5 separate regions of the Mus musculus genome follow, and all the other regions are linked to region 1. The links are chromatin loops, found by intact Hi-C in ENCODE. Cell type or tissue: gastrocnemius. All regions are shown on one strand. Region 1 overlaps Pld5 (phospholipase D family, member 5). Region 2 overlaps Sdccag8 (serologically defined colon cancer antigen 8). Region 3 overlaps Gm36536 (predicted gene, 36536). Region 4 has its middle 16 kb from the start of Becn2. Region 5 holds the start of Gm26104 (a small nuclear RNA gene).

Region 1 (5,000 bases):
CATTTTAAAATTAACTGGTGTGTGTGTGTGTGTGTGTGTGTGTGTGTGTGTGTGTGTGTGTGTGTCTTTTATTGGAGAATCCAGTGGGTGGCTGGGAGCTTGACCTGCCAGGAGCACAGAGTAGTTAGCCAAAACTACCACATGCACACGCCCCTTTTTAAAACTCCAAATGTCAATTTCTAAGAAGATTTTAAGGCAATTTATTTTCAGATATGCCCAAACGTTTGACATTGTTGCGTATAAGGTTCACTCTTGAGAACCTTAAAATCAAGTTGCAAAATAATAGAATGAAATTAATTAATCTCATAATACTAAGCACACATATGGTTTTACATTGGACCATGTTCCTAGCTGCCCTTAGCTGTAAATCCGACACGTCAAAATGAGTGTAGCCTGCTGCTTGAAAGCATAGAACGGCTACCTGCATCTCGCTAGCTCTGCGACCTTTGAGGATATTATTGATTTACCAATTTCCCTACCCATGCAAAAGAATAAGCAGCGTTGCCTTACAGGGTTCCTGTGAGTGAGGTTGAACTAGACCTTCAGAGGCAGGTACGTGGTAGCCTAACAGAAGGTTTATGATCTCCCCTTACCCGGGGTTTCACACTCAGTAGATTTTGTGAACTGCAACCAACCGCAGTAACAAAATATCAAGTAGCAAATTCCACAAATAAACAACCCCTGAGTTTAAAACACCTTTCATTAGAGTGTGCTGTTGTAATCCTTTTGCATTATATTACCAGCGGTTGTGAACCTTGTTACAGTGGTGGTTAATCTCCAGGTGTGGCCACTTTATAAACATCGTCTCCACAGCTGTCAATAGGGAGGCGCTCGCTGTATTATTCTTAGTCTGGTAATTCTCCACCGGATGGCTTTCTGCCACTAGAGTAAAAAGCCTGGTGCACACCCCCTTTGAAAGCACAGCGAGCTAGGCTTTAATCTCAATTTTGGGGGTATCAAAGCTCAAGATTAGGCAACCCCATAGGTTTGTTCTTGGTGAGTGTGGGGTAACCTTGGTTCCTACAGCTGAGGCACAGAGAGAAGAATCAGGGTTCACCACCTTCTGAGGGCACAACCCCTCAACCAAACAGCACCTATAAGACCCTACCTCAGAAAGGTCTACCACAGCACCTCCAGTTGAACACCATTGTGGGTACCAAACCTTCAAGGACAGTGGATGTTGCAGGAATGTTAGTTTTTGGGGGTTTTTTTGTTTTGTTTTGTTTTTTAAATGGTATCCAAGTGACCTTCAGAGGCACACGTGATTCTACCATAAAATGCTAGGGATAGAAAGGGCTGTTCTGGAACAGTTTGTATGGTGACGTTTCATTTAGTAAAATAAAAATAAAATTATATTTAAAGGTCTCCAAGTGTGGGCATGAAAGCAGCAGGAAGCTACTTAAATAATTGAGGAAGCCAAGCCGGACAGGAAGTAAGGGAAAAGGGGAACGCTACACTTCATTGTCCACATCGCTATGCTACTTGACTTTCTTTCTCTACAGGGCTCTGTCGCTTTTGCAGTGAGGAAGTCAACAGAATTTGCCGTCCCGGCCAGAATGTCATGAGCGTGTTATATAACCTAGGATGGGTTCATCTAAGCACAGTGCTGGGTTATCCGGCAGTTGCTGGCATAGCTGAAAATGAATGTATTCAAAATTTGGTGAAGTTAGAGTCTACAAGTGCGTAAAGCAGTGAATTAGTAAAAACTCTACCATTTGGGAACGAGCCTTGTTTTGAAACTCAAAATTCTTTGGCTAAGTTAAAAGACCTTGTTTTGAAAATAACAGATTTTCGTTTCCTCTCTAATTTTATAACTCTTGGCAATGCAACCTGTGTTTTGCCGTAGAATGTTAGAGGAAGAAATGAGTACAGACAGATACGGAGGGTTTCAGTTTTCTTGTTGTTGTTGTTTCGAAATAAATCCACATTTAACGCTGCCTACATATCATGATGCTATGAAATATGGGGGTACTCCTGAGAAGGGGCTTTCAGGAAGTGTGGAAAGGGGCTTTCCGGGGAATTCTGAACTTCAGTAGCAGTGGCCTAGTCACACTTAGACTGTAATAGCTTGTGAACTCAGCTACAGGGGATGTTTACAAAACAGGTTTCCTGGGACGCTTGGGAGCCCATATTCCCGAGGACAGACAGCGACGCCCGTGCACGCACGCCACCTGGTGGGCACTCATGCTAACTTCAGAGTGGGCCGACTTAGTCGCAGCTTGGCCATTTCTGAGGGCGAGTTTATGATCAACAAAAGACATTATATTTGGACCCACAACTCTGCAGGATCCTTACATGATAAGAGATGGATGTGGTAACTGGCAATTGACGTATGTTATCAATAAAGGAGATTTCCATGGGAAGTCTAAGAGGGAGACCTTGTTTTTTGTTATTGTTTTGTTTTGTTTGTCTTAGAAGGGCAAAGAATGTTCCGGCAGTTAAAAATATTTGATTTAAAAATATTATTTTTAGTTAGAAAATGATAATTGCACATACTTATGGAATGCAGCAAGATACCTGTTACCTGTTTTTACTGTTAAATGAGTAAATTAAAAGTGTGGATAGACTAAACCCATCACCAGAGTCCTGGGATTCATGCTTGGAATCTCTGTTACTCTTTCCTCAGAACTGGGACAGGAGGATGGCTTGAGCCTGGGAATTTATGTTCAACCTAGGCAGCATGGCAAGACCCCCTCCCCTCTAAACAGATAAATAAATCAATTTCTTTATTAATATCCTTATACTTACTTTTATGGCAGTATATTTAAAATATACTCTTTTTGCGTGTTTGCAATCTGTGTTAGTCGAGTTAGTAGTGGCTGAGCTGTGCAGTGAGTCTCTAAGGCTCACTCCACTCCTCCTAAGTGAACCTGTATACCCTTTGTCTTTTAGCTCTGTTACTCGTGTGCTTCCCATTATCTCCATCCTTCTTAAGATGACTGCTAATCTTACTTTTATGAGTTTGACTCCTTCAGAGTCCATAAATAAGTGGGACCATACGGTATTTGTCTCTCTGTGCCTGAAGTCCTTCATTTAGCCTATTTTCTCAGGGCTCACCCACAAATTCCTTAATGACAGATTTTTCTACGTGTGTGTGTGTGTGTGTGTGGTGTGTGTGTGTGTTTGTGTGTGTGTGTGTGTGTGTGTGTGTGTGTGTGGTATGCGTTGCTCAGACTCAGAACCTTACATCTGATAAGGCCCACGCAGTACCCACTAGGCTACTATTCTTTTCTCTTTTTTTAGAGGATAAATTACATTCCACTAAATGCACGTTTCATGGTTCCCTTATCGAAGATGAATCTCTTTTGAACCCATCCATAGTTTCACGTGGTTCCTAATTTCTTTTTAATTACTACTATTAGTTGGGTTAATATCTTTAAGGCAGGTTTTTATAATTTGAAGTTCAACTCAGTAAATACCACAAAATATCTTGTATTGACGTCAGGGACTGTTTGGGTCACCTAGGGTATGTTAGGAAACAGAACAAAGAGACAACTCCTAATCACGAAGTTTCCATTCTAAGAAGGGAATGTAAGGAATATATTATTCTAATGAGATATGAACAGTATGTTGCTCTAATGAGTGGATGCTAGCAATCTATTGTGTTATATAAAAAGCACACAGTGGGGGGAAAAATAAAATTGGCATAGGTAAGGGAGAATCAGAATTAATGTAATACGTGAGCAGTTTGTAGTACAAAATGGGTCAGTCAAGATAAGCCTCTTCGACAAGGAGAGATTTAAGCAAAGACTCGAAAGAGATACAAGAATTAGCGGAGAGATTTCTCAAGAAGAAAGGCATTCGGGGTGGATGGCTGTTTCTGCATCTCTGATCTGTAGGAGGCAAATGGGGATGCTTTGGAGAAAACAAATCAAAGAAAAAAAAAGTGGACAAGGTTGAGCACCCAGGTGCCTTCTGGGAAACTGGATCCCACCATCATGGGCGGGACTTAGGACTGTCCTGAAAACTTTAGCTTCTACCCTTAAGAAGAATGCTAAGCCACCCCAGGGTTCAAATGGTTGAACCAAATGCCTGAACCAAATGGTTCCTGTGCTGAAAACCCAGCATAAGGAAAATGAAAAAGGGCAACCAGGAGTATATTGTAATCACCAAGGAGAAGGAAAGGAAAGGGAAGGGAAGGGAAGGGAAGGGAAGGGAAGGGAAGGGAAGGGAAGGGAAGGGAAGGGAAGGGAAGGGAAGGGAAGGGAAGGGAAGGAAAGGAAAGGAAAGGAAAGGAAAGGAAAGGAAAGGAAAGGAAAGGAAAGGAAAGGAAAGGAAAGGAAAAGCTTAGTCATGTACAATAAGATGAAACAGTGAAGTGACCAGGTTCTGGGTGTGTCCTGAAAGTAAAGGCAAAATTCTGACAGATTCAGAACAACAGGTAAAGGAGTTTTTTCTAAATTATTATTATTATTATTATTATTATTATTGAAGTGAGACTTGCTTAATTCAAAACGTGTTTTTGGTGTGTGTGTGGGGGGGGTGTTTGTTTTTTGTTTGCTTGGTTTTTGTTTGTTTGTTTGTTTGAGTCAGGGCTTCTCTGTGTATCTTTGACTGTCTTGATGTCCTGGAACTCACTTTGCAGTCTAGGCTGGACTCAAACTCAGAGATCTCCTTGCCTCTTTCTCCCAAGTGCTGGGATTAAAGGCACGAACCACCACCACCCGGCTAAAAGCGCATAATTTTAAAGCATATGATTCAGAGGCATCGATACTTCCACACAAAAGTCACAGCTATTTCCTTGATTTCCTTGGCATTAGATTTGTGCTGCTGAAGCAAATACCTTAAATTATGCCCACAAATATAACTGAAAATCTTATTCAGAAGTGAGCTTTTATGTGTAAACAGACCCCCTTTTCGGCCCATCAGATTTGAGGTGTGTGTGTGTACGTGTACCTGTATTGTGTGTGTACATGTGCTACTGTGTGTGATGTGTATACTGAGTGATTGTATGAGTATGTGGTGTATAGTATGTAGTTGGGCATATATCAATGTGGTAT
Region 2 (5,000 bases), 640 kb before region 1:
AAATAAAAAATTTAGTCACATATGCACACACATGGAAGCCAAAGTCCACTTCAACCACATCTCTACCTTAATTTTTGAGAGATGGTCTCCCACCTGACCTGGAGCTCACCAGTTACATAGACTGGTTGGTATTATGTCCTAGAGATCCTCCTGTCTCCACCTCCCCAGCAGATCCTACCTCAGGTCTTAATGATTGAGCAACAAGCAATCGCCTTACCCTTGGACCTAAATCAGGGAGCTGGCATCCCCAATCTAAAACGTCTCTAACAGGTGGCCTCACCAAGGCTCAGGACTCTCTAACCCTCACTACAGGGGTCTGCAGGGTACTGGTCCTTGTAGTTCAAGGGCTCGAATTTACTCATTTTTGAGAGCCACAGCTGATGTATAACCCTGAAGAAACAAAATCCTCAGAGGCTACATCACAACTAAGATGATCATGTCCAAGTGGGGCCTGCACCCCATTTTTCCCGGGGGATCTGTGGTGGGTTCTCCTTTTCCTTACTTGGTGGAAATGGCCGCCAGCCTTGAGGAGCTGAGAAATTTTGCTTTCCCAAACCAATGGATTCCACTCATGTGGCTTCCTTTGCAGTCACTGCATGCTGTTTATCAACAGTTATTTCAAAACATAACTTTGTGGGCTTCGTATTTCTATTTCTAGTTTTATTAAGCCAAAGGATAAAAATTACTATCATAAAGAAGTCAAACATTTTCCACAACAAAACTAACATCTTCCAACTGAAGTTTTAAACCAGGAAACCTATTTTATGACATTTCTAATCTTCCTCCCAACTGTTATAGTTTCCTAGAAATTCCAGCAAAAGACTCATGAATAATAAATTAATATACCACAATGATTTATTGTTTACGTTTAGTGAGCATAAAATTTAAAGCTTATAAATATGAATTTATTTTTTTGAAGCAAAGCCCATTAAATAAAAGTGATTATCAATACATTTAAGATTTTTACTTATGAATAAAACACAGTATTGCTTTTAATGTATAAATACTTGCTTACCGGAAACTTATCCATAAGCCTACACTGAGACTATTTGCATCAGTTAATGGCCATGTTCTGAGAAAAGCATACTATATCAGTTGACACTTACATAAGCCTGCATATTGTAGGTCATGTTACTGCTTCTGAAGCAATCAGGAGACCCTCTGAATATGAGGTGAATGAGGCTACTGCTGGTGTGATCACACACACGCAAGGGATACAGTCTAAAATAATGGTAAACAATACAACACACATGAAGGCCAATGACACAGTTGCTTTTATCACTGACGGTTGTATATACTACATAACCACATATGCCACATTCTGAAGCAGCACCAGGCTTGCTAATCCCAGCATCACCACAAACATGCCTGCGAGGACTGCAGCCCGGCTGGGTGAGGGAGTAAGGTGCACTGACAGCTTGGTTCTGTTTTGCACTAGACACTGTGCTGCAAGCGGCATGACGGCCATGCCCAAGTGAAGTCTGGTGCTCAATGCTTTTCTGGTCTTTTGTCCACCCCAAATTTCTTATTTCTGCTTTTTTGCTCCTCTTAAAATCTAAGACACAGAATAAAAATGTTTTTTTTTTTTTTAACATTTACTGAACCTTCTATGTTGCCATTTGTAAAGAAAATTTTCCTCAGAGTGTTCTTTCACCTCTCTTGTGCCTACTGACTTCCTAAGCCCATGCCTGCACACATCACTCAGCCTCTTTGATCCTGAGGCAGGCAGGCAGGCAGCCTGGAACCTTTGCTACCTGATTCTTGAATTTTATCAACACATTCTACCCTCATTGATTCCCAGATTATATTTTTTTTCTCCTTAAAAATCATCTTCAGTTGTAGTTGTTACATTTTTCAAGTGAAGCCCTTCACTGAGTGACCTTATGCACTAAAAGCTTCCTAAGTGGCACAGAGTCCTGTCACCACGTTCACCAGGGCGATTTCAGTGTTCTCCTCACCCAGGTAGGAAAAGGTACAGCTTTCAATCAGGAAATAATTTGCCCAAACCACAGATCTAGAAAGTGGAACACAACCATTGCTGGACAGTACTTCCACACCATTACCTGAAAACAACATTATGAACTGCCCAGGCCTGATATTTGTTGTTTTTTTTTTTTTTCATTTCTTTCTTTTTTAATTAGATATTTTCTTTATATTTCAAATGTTATCCCCTTCCCTGGTTTCCCCTCCGAAAATGCCCTATACCCTCCCCTCTCCCCCTGCTCACCAACCCACCCACTCCAATTCCTGGTCCTGGCATTCCCCTATACTGGGGCATAGAGCCTTCACAGGACCAAGGGCCTCTCCTCTGCTACATGTGCAGCTGGAGCCACGAGTCCCACCATGTGTACTCTTTGTTGGTGGTTTAGTCCCAGGGAGCTCTGGTATTTGTTTCTTATAAACAGGTCAGGAACTTTCACAGCCACTAGAAGGGTAAACAACAGTGCCATAAAGCAATGCCTTCTACTCTGAATGCAATACAAACAATGACCACTGGGTGGCAACAAACACCAAGCAACTACTTCGGATTAAAAAGTGCTTCTGAACTGAAAATATCCACAGTCCCTATCTTTTAATACTCTCCCAAAGCAAAATTCGTATGTTTTATCAGAACATTAGGTGAAAACTCACAGACTCCAACACCATGTTATCACATTTCAATACAGTGTGAATGCCAGGTACATAGCACACAATGTCCACCTCATACATTCTTTTTCCTTTTTTAAAAATTCTTCTCTCCCGGGACTCCGCAGAAAGTTGTCTGCACAGACAAGAGTGTGGACCACAGAAGCTAACAGCCTCTGTGACAGGCGAGAGCCACAGAGCTTCTGAGGCAGCGCCGTTTTCGGGCTCCAGACATCCGGCCACCTTCCAGGCGAGAGGACAGGGGCCCTCCTGGCCCTGGAGGTTTTTGCCTCAGGATCTGCGGAAGCGATCTTGGTTCCGGAACTCCACAGAAAGTAGTCTGCACAGGTGAGAATGTGGACTACTGAAATTAACAGCTTCTGGGACAGGCCAAAGCAACACAGCTTCTGGGAAAGGTTCTGTTTTGGCCCTTCATCTTTGACCAGGAGGAGGTCCAAACGCCAGATAACTGTGCACCTTCCCTGTAAGAGGTGAGCTTGCCTGCAGAGACTGCTCTGACCACTGAAACTCAGAGGAGAGAACTAGTCTCCCAGGTCTGATGATAGAGGGTAACAGAATCAACAGAGGAACAATCTCTAAACAGAGACAACTATAACAACTAACTCCAGGGATTACCAGATAGCGAAAGGTAAACATAAGAATCTTACTAACAGAAACCAAGACCACTCAACATCATCAGAACCCAGCACTCCCACTTCTCCCAGTCCAGGGCACCCCAACACATCCGAAAAGCTAGACCCGATGGTAGAGGACATCAAGAAGGACTTTAATAACTCACTTAAAGAAATACAGGAGAACACTGCTAAAGAGTTACAAGTCCTTAAAGAAAAACAGGAAAACACAACCAAACAGGTGATGGAAATGAACAAAACCATACTAGACCTAAAAAGGGAAGTAGACACAATAAAGAAAACCCAAAGTGAGGCAACGCTGGAGACAGAAACCCTAGGAAAGAAATCTGGAACCATACATGTGAGCATCAGCAACAGAATACAAGAGATAGAAGAGAGTATCTCAGGTGCAGAAGATTCCATAGAGAACATCGGCACAACAATCAAAGAAAATGGAAAATGCAAAAAGATCCTAACTCAAAACATCCAGGAAATCCAGGACACAATGAGAAGACCAAACCTACGGATAATAGGAGTGGATGAGAATGAAGATTTTCAACTCAAAGGACCAGCAAATATCTTCGACAAAATCATAGAAGAAAACTTCCCAAATCTAAAGAAAGAGATGCCCATGAACATACAAGAAGCATACAGAACTCCAAATAGACTAGACCAGAAAAGAAATTCCTCCTGACACATAATAATCAAAACAACAAATGCACTAAATAAAGATAGAATACTAAAAGCAGTAAGGGAAAAAGGTCAAGTAACATATAAAGGCAAGCCTATCAGAATTACACCAGATTTTTCACCAGAGACTATGAAAGCCAAAAGAGCCTGGACAGATGTTATACAGACACTAAGAGAACACAAATTCCAGCCCAGGCTACTATACCCAGCCAAACTCTCAATTACCATAGATGGAAAAAACAAAGTATTCCATGACAAAACCAAATTCACGCATTATCTTTCCACGAATCCAGCCCTTCAAAGGATAATAACAAAGAAAAAAAAAAAACAACAAACAATACAAGGACGGGAACCACGCCCTAGAAAAATCCCTCAACAAACCTAAAAGAAGACAGCCACAAGAACAGAATGCCAACTTTAACAACAAAAATAACAGGAAGCAACAATTACTTTTCCTTAATATCAATGGCCTCAACTCCCCAATAAAAAGACATAGACTAACAAACTGGCTACATAAACAAGACCCAACATTTTGCTGCTTACAGGAAACTCATCTCAGATAAAAAGACAGACACTACCTCAGAATGAAAGGCTGGAAAACAATTTTCCAAGCAAATGGTATGAAGAAACAAGCTGGAGTAGCCATTCTAATATCTAATAAAATTGACTTCCAACCCAAAGTCATCAAAAAAGACAAGGAGGGGCACTTCCTATTCATCAAAGGTAAAATCCTCCAAGAGGAACTATCAATTCTGAATATCTATGCTCCAAATACAAGGGCAGCCACATTCATTAAAGAAACTTTAGTAAAGCTCAAAGCACACATTGCACCTCACACAATAATAGTAGGAGACTTCAACACACCACTTTCACCAATGGACAGATCATGGAAACAGAAACTAAACAGGGACACAGTGAAACTAACAGAAGTTATGAAACAAATGGATCTGACAGATATCTACAGAACATTTTATCCTAAAACAAAAGGATATACCTTCTTCTCAGCACCTCATGGTACTTTCTCCAAAATTGACCACATAATTGGTCACAAAA
Region 3 (5,000 bases), 210 kb before region 1:
AAAAAAAGAGCCCATTCTTGGAGGAAGAATCACCTCACTTTATGTCATATATGTGCTGATGAATCTGGTCTCAGAGTAGGTTAAAATTTGAGACAGGGAATTTTCAGGTTAATCATATGCTTTGGGGACATGCAAACATTTCATAGACACATGATGGCTCTATGGGGGAATTACCGGAAATATAGGCATTTGCTGACTTTGAGTTTTACTATGGACCATACATACTTTATTGAGTGAAGTGAATAAAAAATGGATGGTTGATTAATGTATTTAATTCACTATGCATTTATACCAGATTTTTTATCAAAGGGTCAAGTTTTAGAAAATTTGACTATATATTTTAAAAAGTAGATGACTCTATATTGGAGTTCAGTTATAAAACTTAAAGATATCTGTTATCTCTCTTGTCTTTTCAGCACGAGCTGCTAAAGAGGAAATGATTCTTAAAAGCTTTTTTTTTGTTGGAAAATATTCAAGAGACTATTGATCGCGTCTCAATTTTATGCATCAGAATCATTACTTTCAGGCCACCAGGACAAAAATAAGTGAGGACACAGGCAGAGTTTTCATCTTGCTCAATGTGGACAGATTGAAAATTACGTTACCTAAAATCATGCTGACTACACAGAGACAAGTTTATGGCCAAACTGTCACGTACAGCTGACGACAAGACATTAGAGCACCAGTCACCTGGACTCCTTGGCAGCAATCTATCATTTATATGGAGGGTCTGGATGGCTTGCTGATGGCGAGTTCAGGAAGACATGGCGGGGGCAGCAAGGTGCTCAATCCGGAGTCGACGGGAGGCGTGGCCACCTGTGCATCAGCGTGGAGTCTCCTTTTCTCCAGATGATGCACGTGTTAGCACAGATCTCACCTTTCCCAAGAAAAGTTGTTACATCTTTGCTAATAAGGTCTTTTGAGGAACTTGGTCACACCTCTTCAGTTTAATTATCATACCACACTGAAATGACTTCTTTCCTTTTCCTGCTCTCCTACTGAGAACAAATATCGACGGTTGCTTCCCATTATGACTTCAACACTGCACTAATAGATCTGTTAATATCTGTGGATGGCATAAATATATAAGAAAGACTCATATATGCTTGTGTGTGTACACACATTAATAAAACACTTATAGACAGTACCTAATACTGTTCCGGAAGTGCTGAGTGGTCAGGAGCAAGGCGCGCCTCGGGAGTTCCTGTGACGCTGGCAGGAGGGCGGGCTGGGTGGAAGGGAGGTGGGAAAGGGAAGAGGAGACATACCTGAGTGATGGGGAAATAGCAGGACTTTGGCAAGCAGAAACAAACTGGGTCAGGGACGGAACTGAGAGGAGCAGCAATCTCAAGCTTCGTTCTTGATTGTGCCTCTTCGGTTTTTATCTCGTGTGTGTGTGTGTGTGTGTGTGTGTGTGTGTGTGTGTGTGTGTGTGACTTTTACTCTAAACTTCTTCCTTTTTTAAATACAAGTTTTAATGTTTATTTATTTGTGCATATGTATGTGTGGGGGCATGCGTGTGCCACACAGAATGTGTGGAGGCCAGAGGACAACTTAGTAGAGTCATTCCCCTCTTTCAATATGTGGGTCTCAAGGTCATTGGTCTTGGCAGCAACCATCCCATCCAAGCAGGCTTCTTGCTGGCCCCACCCCTTCCTGCTCATCCTTCTGCTTAGCTATCCATGACACAAGAAGCTTCAGCCCATTATTGTTGCATTCCCTGAAGAGAAAATGAACAAGTTCATTTGGCTCTTAAGCTATTCACAGATGTCCTAACACCGTTTCTAGTTTCTGATCAGAGTCCAGCTGAGAATGTCCATCACTGAGTAAAGTCCCCCTCAGCCTCAGCCTCATCACAATTATGCCTTGCTGAGTCCCTGGGACATCACTGTGATTGGTGAACAGTTGCAGTATGAAGATGCTCACGATGCCATTCCTGTAGGAAGTTAATGGCTATGTTTGCATATATGATGTCTGTATTATGTGTGTGATACATATATACGACGTGCTTGATAACTGTGTATAATTTATGTATGTTGTTTATGTGATGTATGTGTGTTATGCATACATTTTATTTGTGTATGCTGTGATGTGTGCAATATATGTGTGTGTGTTTGTGTGTGATATATATATAGACATGGACATGAGAATGTGTGTGTATTGTCCTAGCAATGTTTTTTGTTTTGGGATTTTTTTTTTTTTTTTTTTTTTTGCCTAAAAATGGGCTTTGTTCATCTCATCACTTCAACTGCTCCATGTCATTTTGAAACAACTGAAATGTTTTCTCCTTTGCATTGCTTCAGTTTTCTTTTCTCTGTCACTCACTCTCAGTGATCATATAGCTCAGAAAAGATAAAATTGTAGCACAGGGAAAAATGCTAGGAAATAAAGTTTAATTATCATTGTTTCTATTTTATAGAGCAGAGAAAGTCAACATTTCAAAAAAAATGACTAAGATGATGTCTGCTAATAGATAATTGCCTCCCTGGAGGATTTAAAAAAAAAAGGCAACACACCTCTGATGTCCTCCATGCGCACTCCTGGCAGACACCTGGCTCACCAGCAGGGGGTGAGAAATGAAGTGTTGTCAGGGGACTTGGTTCTGAATGAAAAGCATCATTATGTATAGTCCTGGGATAGCTGGACAGGTTTGTGGATAGGTGCTATGGAGTGTCTGTGTAGAAGAATCAGGTTGGCCCCAACCCTCTGTGTCAGACAAACTGACCTCTTTGGAGGGCTGAGTCAGTGGATACCCAACAAGGAATTTGGCAATTAGTTGCTAGCGTTACACTATAGACTATATTAATTGGCACATTATATACATTTATTATATACATTTATACATTTTCCCTTTCCTGATCCCTAATCTTAATCTAGTAATTCAGTTGAGTTATGCAAAAATATGGGTTTCTGTGTTTTGACTTCCCCTTTCGAGCAGCAGATTGAGTGGCGAATGCAGACCTGAACTCTGATTCTGCTATGGCCAGGGGTCCAGAAGGAAAGATCTGAGAGTGAGCTGAAGCCAGAAGCCACGTCCACATTTGCAAATCTTTTAGTGAACACTGCCAGACACTGGTGGGGAGGAAGAGAGTCTCTTCAGCTGGTCCCTGCCTCCGCTGGAAACCACAATCTTGGACAGTCCCTGGGTTTGCCTTCTCCACTTTCCTCCGTCACACCTCCTGGCTGCCAGCATGGGGTAAGCATAATATCCTGCACCGCTTTAGAAAAAAGGCTAGGATGGGTCAGATTGCATTTACTCAGCAGACAACTACTTAAGGTCAGTTGAGGTAACAGCAGCTTCTGTATGAGAGCCAACACATCTTGCCAATTAGGCTCAAAAGAAGTAAGCACCATTTTTTCCCCCTTCTTTGCAAAAGTGATAGCTCATTTATTAATGCATTGATTTGAGCCAAGATGTAAAGAATTCTAAATTATGCATGGATTTGAGGTAAAGGAAACTTTTCTATTTTAAAGTCTCCATCCATTCAGTAACATCTTCCTTTGACTGTTCTTATTTGGTGCCTACTCTTTGGCCATAAATATATTTTACTTTGTTCTTTTATTTATTTATTTGAAATAGAGCAGAGACCGCTTTCTAGCAGGGGTGAAAACATGTTTGTAGCACTTAGTAGGTAGTCAGGTAGATGAGCTTCTACTTGTCATCCTTGAATCAGTTAACCTTGATCTTAGTTTCTTACACCAAGAATGTGTCTATGTAATATCAGGCATCCCTGTCTACAGAACAGCGTCAGTATTTGCTTGGCTTGTGCTATTCATGACAGGTGGATCATTGCTGAGAGTGCATTATTGCTGTGGCCTACCAAGTATAAATTAATAAGCAATGCGGTCCCCCCAAGATTCAACTGGAATCTCTCCTGGCTGTCGACCTCCTGAGCTTGACATTTTGCTGTGTGGTGGAAAATGTCCAGAGTGGCAGCCTCTGAGGGACCAAGGATCCCTGGACCAGCCCTGCTCTATGACCCAAAATTCTTGATGCCAGGACCTTTCTGGCAGAGGCTTAAGCAAGAGCACTCAGCAGCTGTTGGCACAAGCCTGCACAAGTCTGATCTGTGGGCATCTGCTGGGACACAAAGAAGGGCAAGGAGAGAATTGGACTTTTGGTAACTCCAGAGACAAAACAAAAACAAAAACAAAAACAAACCAAAAGACCTTGCTCTTCAGACCTGGGGGAAGATCTCAACTGAGCCCAGTTGAATAAATGGACCTGCTGCTGTGACTCCCAAAGAGATTTTGGCTCTCATTTCCCCCTGTCACCAAGATTTGAGGACATCCTAGTCTGTATTTGAAAAGACCTTTTAGCCACCAGTAGAGAAGGAAGCTTCTAACGGACTGATATCTATGAACACATTCTGCCATCCTTCTCAAGGACATAGAGAACTGATTCATGACCTGCTTTATGCTCAGGGGCCTCCAGGGCTCCGTGCACAACAGAAAAACTGGACAGTCACGAAAGGATGTGACCAATGATGGGAAGGGGGTAGCCAGGGGACAGCCTCAGGGAGGTCAGCTTAGTTAGAGACCTAACCTCTGATCCAAGGCTATAGGAGAGTCAAGAAAGGGAATAAAACAGTACAATGAGGCTTTGCACATGAAAGGAGACAGACACTAGACTCCCAGCAAACTTAAACCCCTCCCTCATCCCTTGGCCTCTGCAGATAGACCACAGGAGGAGGAGAATGGTGTCATAAGTGTGTGTTATGTTTAGGGCACAAGTAAGATATGATCTCTTTAGTCTTGTGACTCTAGTACTTGTTGGGATCTTAAATATCCAGTCTGGGGCATCAACACTACAGCCATTTGTGTTCTGTGCCAGGCAAGTCTGGGGTACTGAGGTAATCTAGGAGAAAGTTTGGGGTTACCAGATATGTCTGGATTTGGTGAAAGTAAGGAAAAAAAAGACACTTCACAGAATGATGCTAGATCAGCGTTTAAATGACATTTCTGGCATTTTCTAGAATTTAAAGGGCTTGATACTAAAG
Region 4 (5,000 bases), 290 kb after region 1:
CTGAAGCCATAGACCACTGGCCCAGGCAGTGCCCCATTGGAGAGCGGCTGCTTCATCTCCATGCCCCACATGATAGAAGAAGAGAATTAACTGTCTCCCACAAGTTCACACATATAACAGACATGCACACACACATTCACATGTGTACGCACACATGTGTTTATTATTACTGATGCATACCACATATACAGGAAAACTCCAGGTCATTATAGAAGAATAAACTGTGTGGGCTTTGAGTAAGAAATAGTGAAGTCATTAGGGGAGACTCGGTCAAAGTGAAAATGTCTATAATGTAGGCCTAAGGCCCAAGGCCATTACTGTAATGGCCCTTTCTAACTCCTACAGTGACAAAGTCTTTCTAGGTAAAATGGAAGGCTTGAGTGTGTGTGTTGTCTTCAGCTTTGCCATAGCAGCAAGCAGACATTAGAAACCGCATGGGGTCTTCCCACATGCACAAGTTCTTAGAGTAACATCTAAAGAAACTTCAACAGCCACATGCCTAAGGAGATGGACCGAAGAGTCCAGAGGTGGCAGGTGATGTTGGGACAGCTAGAGGAGGTGTGTGTCGGCAGCATTGGGTGAGCAAGCAAGTGTCCAGGGGCGCATGAGCCACCTGCAGCATGTCCATCCTCCTGAAAGCAGGGGGAGGAGGATGTGGTAGTCCACCAATAGGTGCTTGGCAGAATGAGGTGGGAAAAGCACTCAAACTCGGAGTTCAAGACCATCCTGAACAACCTAGTGATATTCTCAAACAAACAAACAACACCCCTGCACCCCCCCCCCCCAGCCGCCAAAATGTGGAATATAGCATCTGGAGAAGTGGCTCAGAGATGAGAGCATTTATTGCTTTGACAGTAGACCTGAGTTTGGTTCAACATCAGCTCCATGCATCCTCTCCTTGCATCCAAGGATGTAGTAGGTTGGATAAGAATAGTCCCCAAAGGTCATATATTTGAGTTTGGATCCCAGTTGATGGAACTGTTTGGGGAGGACTAGAAGGTGTGGCCGTGTTGGAGGAGGTATGTTACTGGGGGGTGTACTTTGAGACCTCAAAAGCCCACACCAGACGCAGTATTGCACTCTCTCTACATTGTGCTTGCGGATCAGATACAAGCTCTCAGCTACTGCTGCAGTATCATGCCTGCCTGCCTGATGCCATGGCTCCCACCATGACGATCATGAAACTATAAGCAAACTGTAAGTTAAATGCTTTCTTCTATAAGCTTCCTGGGTCATGGTGTCTCTTCACAGCAATAGAACATTAACTAAAGGCAGAGGTTGCTCCACACATGCACACACACACACACACACACACACACACACACACACATAAGTATAAAATGTAAATTAACAATGTGAATGATAACAGTATAAAACATTTATTACATATTTGCATATATATGTGTGTGTGTATCTATGTATGTATATATGTGTGTGTGTGTGTGTGTGTGTGTGTGTGTGTGTGTGTGTGTATGCGCGCGCGCGCGCGTGTGTGTGTGTGTGTGTGTGTGTGTTAGAAAATGAGGCTTAATTCTGAGAATGGTATTACTGAATTGCTGAATCCATTCCAGACTAACCTATTTCTCACCCCCTATTTTTCACATACTTAAAAATGCAAATGAATAGTGAAGCATAGAGCAGGGCATGATGGCACACACCTGAAATCTCCAGCTCTGGGGAAGCTGAGGCAGGAGAATCAGAAACTTGAAAATGGCTTAGAATGGGAGAGGGGGGGGGAGGGAGAGAGAGAGAGAGAGAGAGAGAGAGAGAGAGAGAGAGAGAGAAAGAAAGAAAGAAAGAAAGAAAGAAAGAAAGAAAGAAAGAAAAGGGGGATGGGAGGAAGGGAGGGAGAGAGGGAGGAAGGAAGGGAGGGAGGGAGGAAGGAAGGGAGGGAGGGAGGGAAGAACAGAAGAAAGGAAGGAAAGAAGGGAGGAAGGAAACCAACAGGTAGGGAAGACATCACATGATGTGATTGGAACCTTCGCCCACCAATCCTCTCCCCTTTACAGATGAGTAATTAAAGTAGTCGTTAATAGGAAAGAAGAACCTGGCCAGTGCTTTCCCAAGTATGGCCAGAGTAACCCAACCCCAGTGAAATCCGAACAGCTCAGGAACTTAGTGTTAAGCATCGAGTTTGGTCTGACATCTAGTGGTGAGAGTTGGTAGTTCCAAGAGGGAACTCTTGATTCACGTTGTAGAAACAGTGTTCCCCGGCGGCGACAGAAAGCATGAAGCAAGTACTGCATGTAAAGGGCCACACTGACTGCTGAGTGGGATTCAAGGGTGAAATGTGCTGCCTGTGTTGCCTTTGGAGCTTGCAGTCCTGATAGAAGGTCGAGAGAGCCGTCTTTAGCTGTTTCCACACCGGGCAGACACTGGAGTGTCCCTTAGCGCCACCTCTTAACAAGCTTCTAGCCACCGGTGGGAATGATGGAGGTCTGGGCTGGAGGAAGCTATTCAGGGTCCAGAGACAAGCTAGTGACTATGGAGACCTGAGTGTGGGTGACAGACAGGAACACTCAGTAAGTACAGGATAGTAGTTCAGTATGTATGTCCTATTAGTAAAAAAGTATTCAATTAAAAATGTCAAAATCACCCCAGTGTGTATTTGTGAATACATACCTATAATCCCCGCACTTGGAAAGTTGAGACGGGAAAATCGCGTTTCCAAATTTGTTGAGAAAACCAGGCAAACTGAATTTAATCCCCAGAACCAACATAAAAATAAAGGGAGAAGTTGGGCAGTGGTGGTATATGCCTTTAATCCTAGCACTGGGGAGGCAGAAGCAGGTGGATCTCTGTGAGTTCAAGGCCAGCTTAGGCTACAGAGTGAATTCCAGGACAGCCAGGGCTACACAGAGAACCCCTGTCTTTAAAAAAGCCAAAACCAACAAAAACCCAAACAAGTGAAAACAAAATAAATGTGTACTTTGTTATGACTAAAAAGCAAGTCAGGACTCTAAATTGAGTGTCTGGAAGATGTCTCCCGTTCTCGGAGATGTTCAAGTTGTAAAACAAGAAACAGAACCTGGTAGAAGCTATCAACTGGTAACATTCGAAAAGGAGAGGTGAATCAAGCACTGTGTTCACAGGAAATGTCCTTTATTGGAGGGCAGTATACAAGGAAACACCAAATATATCAGCTCACACCCAGGAGCGGAGGCACAGAGGCCGTGCAGGAAGAGGGGTCAGTCAATTTACTAAGTGTGTCTGTTTGCCCAGAATGGCTTTATCTTTGCCAGGTTGGTTGTAGGTAATGATAAAGAATTCTCGAGTGTGGGTATATGCATATGCACATGCAAGTGCCCTTGTGTGTGTGTGTGTGTGTGTGTGTGTGTGTGTGTTTGAAAACCAAAGGTCAACTACCTGTATCACCTTTTTCACTCTCCACCTTATTGATTTACTGGTTGACTCGACAAAGTCTCACTCACTACAAGCCTGAAAGTCGCTCTATAGGCCAGGCTGACACTGGATTCAGAGAGATCCAGCTGCCTCTTCCTTCTGAGTTCTGAGATTAAAGGTGTGTACCACATGCTTAGCTTCTACGTGTTTGCTTTGGGACAGGGTTTCTCTATCTGTCCTGGAACTTGCTCTGTAGACCAGATTGGCCTCAAACTCAGACATCCGCCTGCCTCTGTCTCCCTAAAGGCATGGGCCACCTGGCAAAATTTGTTTGTTTGTTTTTCAGTGTACATTGGTGTTTTGCCTGTATGTAGATCTGTGTGAGGGTACTGGGTCCCCTAGAACTGCAGACCATGTGGGTTCTGGGAATTGAACCCAGACCCTCAGGAAAGAAGCCGGGGCTTTTAGTTGCTAAGCCATCGCTCCAGCCGCTCCACATGTATTTTTAAACAGAGTCTTTCACTGAACCTAGAGCTTGTTTTCAAATGTCTATTACTCACAAATGCATTATCCTAATATTTTTACATGACAAAAAAATACATAAAGCAGGGGCTGGAGAGATGGCTCAATAGTTAAGAGCACTGACTGCTCTTGCAGAGGCCCCGGGATCAGTTCCCTGGACCCCCGTGGCAGCTGATGACGGACTATAAACTCTAGTTCCAGAAAATCTTATGCCCTGTCTGACTTCTCAGGCACAGAAGCATAGGCGTGCTGCACAAACATGCATGCAAGCAAACAGTCCCACGCATAAATAAAAAATAAATAATAAATTTAAAAGTATGTAAGGAAAGGCCAAGATTTTAAAAAGAAACTTAAAGTCGAGCTGGCAGTCCTAGGCAGATTGTTCAGTGTACCCTCTTCAGTGGTGCTAATTACTCCGTAATACTCTTCCCCTGGCTGGGAGCACTCCCAGCTGTGCTCTCTGCCTGAGCAAAACCTCTGAAACATGGGGAACAAACAGGCCAGCAGCCACACAAGCGTGACACAAACGGAGAAGAAATGGTCCCCACCTACCTCCCCAAAGACAGGAGACAGCAAGTCACACGCACCCGCATTCACTCTCATAAGCCCCACTAATTGTTGGCTGAGAATAAGTCAAAGCCAATTGTGATTGCCGAACCCATAAGCACACTCAAAGTTAAATATAAATGTGTACCTGGCAACAGCGTCGCTACAGGAACTGCATTAGGAGCGAAAACCTTCCCTCGACCACAGTTAAGGCAGCAGACTGGAAAGAAACAGATAGAGCAAGAACACTCAAGGTGTGGGAATTAAACCCAAAGCCTGCAGAAGGAAACAAGTGGGTGTGTTGGGTGTGAGCTGGAAAGAACACTAGGGATGGTGGACTGTGGGGACAGAGACTCAACTGAGGGCCCTGACAGGGGTCTGCACTGGGCTCTGGGTATGGGGAGTCGTAGTTAAGATTTTACAAAACAAGATTTGTCTTCCTTTCTCCATCCTTTATTTTACTGTTCCAAAGGAGGGCTTTTTGTTTTAAATGTATATTACATTAGGTAGTTTATTTATTTGTTCATTTATACATTTGGGAGAGGGATGACATAGTGTGCCTCTAGATGTCAGAAGACACTTTCAGGAGT
Region 5 (5,000 bases), 480 kb before region 1:
TGTACCCCATGTGTGGCTTTTGGGCACCTGATGCCCTTGTGTTGTAGGAAACAAACATTTTTCAGCTTATAATTTCACGAGGGAATTTGGGGAGCAGAGTATAGCTGCATTCTAGTGTATTAAAGGTGTGTTTTCCAAGGGCACTGGTGTTCCTGACTTATTCTATTTTTAATGCCCTCAGCCTTGGAGTGCTTTGCTGTCTGCTTTCAATGCTTGTATTTCTGAAGTGTGGGATCCATGGAAAGGATCCAGAATGACAGCAACACCCCTAACATGGTAGTCCAGTTTAACAGTTCACTTCCACTCTAGGTCATAATCCAAACTATGGAGAAAATCAGGATATTTGATCTCTATTTTGCAAAGCACTTTAAATTTTCTCAAAACCTTTCTAACTACAAAATTAAGTGGATGTCAGAGACAGCCTCTGCTCCAGTTGTTAGGAGGCCCACATGAAGACCAAGCTGAACATCTGTTACAAATGCACAGAGGGCCTATGTCTAACCCATGCCTGCTATTTGTTTGGTGGTTTGGTCTCTGTGATCCCCCATCAACCCAGATTGGTTGCCTCTGTGATGTCCTTGATCCCTCCGGCTCCCTCAATCCTTTCCTCAACTCTTCCACAAGACTCTGATCTCTGCCTAATGTTTGGCTGTACGTTTCTACATCTGTTTCCATCAGCTGCTGGATGAAGCCTCTCAGAGGACAGTTATGCTAGGCTCCAACACTGGGTAGGAAGAAAGAAGGATAGAGAGGAAAGGAGGTGTAGGTCTCTTTAGACTACTTACTGCTGATCAGGGTTGCTGGGTTCTTGGGGCAAGTCTAATCTAGACAGGATATCTCTAACTTCTTGTCAGATCACAGCAGCAACCAGGAGCAGCCTCTTCCTCCTCTTTCTCTTTCTCCTCCTCCTCCTCCTCCTCCTCCTTCTTCAGAGTCCTCCCCCTCAAGTCTGTCTCTGGGCTTTGGCATTTATATCCTCTCCAAATCTCCAGAGTCCTTAGAATTAAACTGTGCAGCTGGCAGAATCACACCCCTGCCAGGGCACCCATGAGGCAAATAGTCAGCTGCTGTAGATAATCTGAAGCAGCCCCCATGTCCTACAGGTGGGATTAAAATAAAAGCATGTTCACATAACATAACTGGGTTTTTTAAAAATTAGGTATTTATTTCATTTACATTTCCAATGTTATCCCAAAAGTCCCCGACCCATTCCCCCACCCACTCCCCCACCCACCCACTCCCACTTCTTGGCCCTGGCATTCCCCTGAACTGAGGCAGATAAAGTTTGCATGACCAATGGGCCTCTCTTTCCACTGATGGCCGACTAGGCCATCTTCTGATACATATGTAGCTAGAGACACGGGCTCTGGGGGGTACTGGGTAGTTCATATTGTTGTTCCACCTATAGGGTTGCAGATCCCTTTAGCTCCTTGGTTACTTTCTCTAGCTCCTCCATTGGGGGCCCTGTGATCCATCCAATAGCTCACTGTGAGCATCCACTTCTGTGTTTGCTAGGCCCCGGCCTAGTCTCACAAGAGACAGCTATATCTGGGTCCTTTCAGCAAAATCTTGCTAGTGTATGCAATGGTGTCAGTGTTTGGAAGCTGATTATGGGATGGATCCCCGGATATGGCAGTCTCTAGATGGTCCATCCTTTTGTCTCAGCTCCAAACTTTGTCTCTGTAACTCCTTCCATGGGTGTTTTGTTCCCAATACTAAGAAGGGTCAAAGTGTACACACTTTGGTCTTCGTTCTTCTTGAGTTTCATGTGTTTTGCAAATTGTATCTTATATCTTGGGAATTTTAAGTTTCTGGGCTAATATCCACTTATCAGTGAGTACATATCATGTGAGTTCTTTTGTGATTGGGTTACCTCACTCAGGATGATGTCCTCCAGGTCCATCCATTTGCCTAGGAATTTCATAAATTCATTCTTTTTAATAGCTGAGTAGTACTCCATTGCGAATTTGCGTGTTATCCTTGCGCAGGGGCCATGCTAATCTTCTCTGTATCGTTCTAATTTTAGTATATTTGCTGCCGAAGTGAGCACATAACTGGGTTTTAAAAGAAACCCAAGTTCTCACTACAGGTGCTCTCCTTCCACCTCAGGTGCGCTAGCAGATTCTGTGGCCAGCACTTCAATCCTCTGTGCCATCTTGCTGATCCAAAAGACTTGTTTTTAAGTCACAATCTAAAACTTTTCAGCCATGGTTACTTATTCCTGGTGCTTTGGGCCTGGCAGCACCATGGCAGAGGATGTTCATCTCATGGTGCCTATGAAGCAAGGTGGGGAAGGGGCTGGAATGCCAATAGCCACTACAAGTGCCCACCCTCCAAATATGTCACTTCCTCTCCCTGAGCACTTCCCCTGAAAGGCACCCACAGAATAGGTACTGCATCTTAAACACTTGAGCCTTTGGGGGGGGTGTATTTAAAATTCAAACAACAGCATGGGAGAATTAGTGGTTTAGTGCTCATGTTGCCATAGCAGAGAAAATAAATTAGGAAATATAGACTTTGGGGGCATACCTTCATAGGCTGAAAGATGGTTGATTGCCAACATGGGTCTTGGTTTGGCTCTGCCATGGGTATGCTGGGTCAGAGTTTTAGAGTCCTCTGCTCTCTAGCCTAACATTCTGCCCAATTCAGACATTTCTACTGCAGCAGCCCCAGCAGCAGGTGGCAGTCTTGCCCATGACTGAATTCTCTTGGTGTCAGGAGATCATTTTTCCACCTCATTCTTTGTCACTGATAGATAGATCTAGACATCAGGTTTTTACTAATTATGTTGAAGTAAACTCTTCTGCCAGACATTCTCTTGTGTATTCCATGTCTGCTTTCTGGACTTCTTCAATATAGTCTTTATTCTTGTTTTACCTGAGACATGAAGCTGTCTGTTCTTCCTGACATTAGTCTCATTAGCTTTTGCAGTGGTTGGTGGACCAGCTGGCTCTTTCCATCAGCCAATTGTGTTCTGCTTTGTAGAGAGACTCACAAAATTGTGACTCCTGACAAACAGTGATGCAGAACATAGGACTGAAAACACTACTCAGTGGAAGAACACTGACCCAACATTCCCAAGGCCCTGGGTTCTATTCTAAGGCGGGTGGAGTATACAAGAACAGCACATGAATAGATACCAAGGCAGTGTTAACATTGGGTTTCCTTTTGGAGTGCTTTTCCATCTAATGAATTCTTTCTACCTTTGTCCTCTGTGCAGGACACTGCAGGAGGCTAATCTTGATTTAATACCTCCCTCAGGTGCCCTTGCTTTTTTATCCTGGTTGATATGGGTCAGTGGGAGACCTCTATAGAAGCTTTGGGGGGCCAGGGAGGAAAGATGGAGAAAGGCAGGGAGGGAGGGAGAGAGAACAGAAAAAAAGAGGCAGACAGACAGACACACATACAGAGAGAGAGACAGAGAGGATAAACTAGCCAAGGAGCTATTCCACAGAGCTGTCCCTAGTACCTGCTTCTTGTTACTTCCCTAGCTCTGTAATAGACCTGTATTCAAGTCCACCTGGCCCTTGGAGAGTGCAACCACTTCCTCCGGCATCATGGTGGGCACAGAAAGCACAAAGACCACAAACATGCTGAAGCATTTGAGCTGTACAAGGGCAGGTCTCCTGAGTCTGCATGTGTAAACCTATTTGTCTTAAGCTCCTAGATACATGATTTTGAACTTGGCCCCAGCGAGGGATTCAAGTTGGTGTCGAGGACTTGTGGCTGTTGGTTTTTATAATTAGCCTTCCTTCTCCACAACTGGTCAACAGTGTGCAGGTTTCATAAAAGTGTGATCTCTATCTTTGTCCATGGAGAGGCAGTCTAACATCATGAGGAAAGCTCAACTTTGGAGCAGAGAATGAAGTTTGAAGCAGAAGCCTCACAATACTGAAAACGAAACCTAAAGTCTATGAGCCCCAACTTCTGTATATACAGAGAGACAAAGATTATTTATAGACAAAAAAAAATCTTTATAGATAAAAAGAATGTCTGAAAGACATGTTTAGCAAATATGTCTGCCAATCTCTTATTCTCTGTTTAACCCAAAGTAGGGATTCAATGGATGGTGGTTTCATACATAGAAGGGGAATGATAACTATTTCAAAAAGATATGATGGGAATAAGGATCCTATCTGAGCTATGCAATCTGAGAATGGAAGAAGCATAGTCCACCTATGAATGGTGTGGGGTGAACAGGGAGTAGGAAGAAGAATGTTCCCTCAGGCTCCCAGAGAGGGCAAAATATTCTTACTGGGGATGGCAAACATTTGAAAAGATATGAGTGGGACCTTTCTTGGAATCGTGATTGTCTCCCTGAATCTTTGTCTGTCCTGCTGAGTTTGTTCATTGAGTGCTTTCTGTCTTCTCTTCTCTACTTCCAACACACACACACACATACACACACACACACACACACACACACACACACACAGAGAGAGAGAGAGAGAGAGAGAGAGAGAGAGAGAGAAAGAGAGACAGACAGACAGACAGACAGAGGCAGACAGAGACAGACAGAGACAGAGAGAGAGAGAGAGAGTGTATTCAGAATCCCCCTCTTTGCTAAGGTATAGTTTTTATGCACAGATTAGCCCTATTTGTTTCCTAATTCATTAGTTTCTGCTTCTGTATTTATTACAACCCTAACGCCACTTTCCTCATGACAGTTAATGTTTTATTAGTTGGTTTTTTTTTAAAATCTTAATAACCCGCCTTTATTCTGCTGTAGTTGTTTTTCAGGAGTCTTTTATTTTCTGCATTCTCTAGACAGTCTGAAAATTTGTTTAGATTTCTTTTTAACACAATAATTATTTAGGAAGGAGTTCTAAAATGTCCACGTTGTAATTTCTAAGTGCATTACGTTGTAATCAGAGGCTATTATAGGTACAACATTTTTGTCTAAGTTTGGTGTGGAGTCCAGGAGGCCTTGGGTGCTCTATCTTACATAGGGTGAGCTCAAACTCCCAACCACCTGGCTTGCAAGTATACACCACTGCACA

What was found. Hi-C counts contacts between places; a loop is a spot of excess contacts. Peaks named below come from ENCODE experiments on the same cell type or tissue, not always from the same donor. Only the 100,000 strongest peaks of a DNase experiment are listed, where the experiment ranks them.
Region 2: it touches region 1 in a loop (16-fold over the local background); 14 of 42 quality-filtered maps call a loop at or near these places.
Region 3: it touches region 1 in a loop (2.2-fold over the local background); 4 of 42 quality-filtered maps call a loop at or near these places.
Region 4: it touches region 1 in a loop (5-fold over the local background); 13 of 42 quality-filtered maps call a loop at or near these places.
Region 5: a loop joins it to region 1, with 22 times the contacts of the local background. A loop is called at or near these places in 18 of 42 quality-filtered maps.

What each region holds. Positions count from the first base shown.
Region 1 is chr1:176,220,563-176,225,562 of GRCm38, reverse strand. The region is part of intron 1 of Pld5 (phospholipase D family, member 5); the gene reads left to right. Among named protein-coding and RNA genes, the nearest start is that of Gm46173, 16 kb to the right of the region's middle. In gastrocnemius, a CTCF peak has its summit at 2,165 (motif pointing left); DNase peaks (open chromatin) are centred at 1,568 and 2,168; H3K4me3 peaks cover 791 bases; H3K27ac peaks cover 673 bases.
Region 2 is chr1:176,859,837-176,864,836 of GRCm38, reverse strand. The region is part of intron 9 of Sdccag8 (serologically defined colon cancer antigen 8); the gene reads right to left. Among named protein-coding and RNA genes, the nearest start is that of Sdccag8, 48 kb to the right of the region's middle. In gastrocnemius, a CTCF peak has its summit at 2,499 (motif pointing right); a DNase peak (open chromatin) is centred at 2,490.
Region 3 is chr1:176,426,209-176,431,208 of GRCm38, reverse strand. It overlaps Gm36536 (predicted gene, 36536), which reads left to right. Exons shown (of 4, transcript NR_151528.1): 4 at 417-1,098. Among named protein-coding and RNA genes, the nearest start is that of Gm36536, 99 kb to the left of the region's middle. In gastrocnemius, a CTCF peak has its summit at 2,557 (motif pointing right); DNase peaks (open chromatin) are centred at 754, 2,586, 3,113 and 3,964; H3K27ac peaks cover 2,337 bases.
Region 4 is chr1:175,933,773-175,938,772 of GRCm38, reverse strand. No RefSeq gene overlaps it. Among named protein-coding and RNA genes, the nearest start is that of Becn2, 16 kb to the right of the region's middle. In gastrocnemius, a CTCF peak has its summit at 2,147 (motif pointing left); a DNase peak (open chromatin) is centred at 2,158.
Region 5 is chr1:176,697,667-176,702,666 of GRCm38, reverse strand. Gm26104 (a small nuclear RNA gene) reads right to left here and starts at 2,050; the gene lies at 1,941-2,050. In gastrocnemius, CTCF peaks have their summits at 2,681 (motif pointing right) and 3,827; DNase peaks (open chromatin) are centred at 2,679 and 3,702.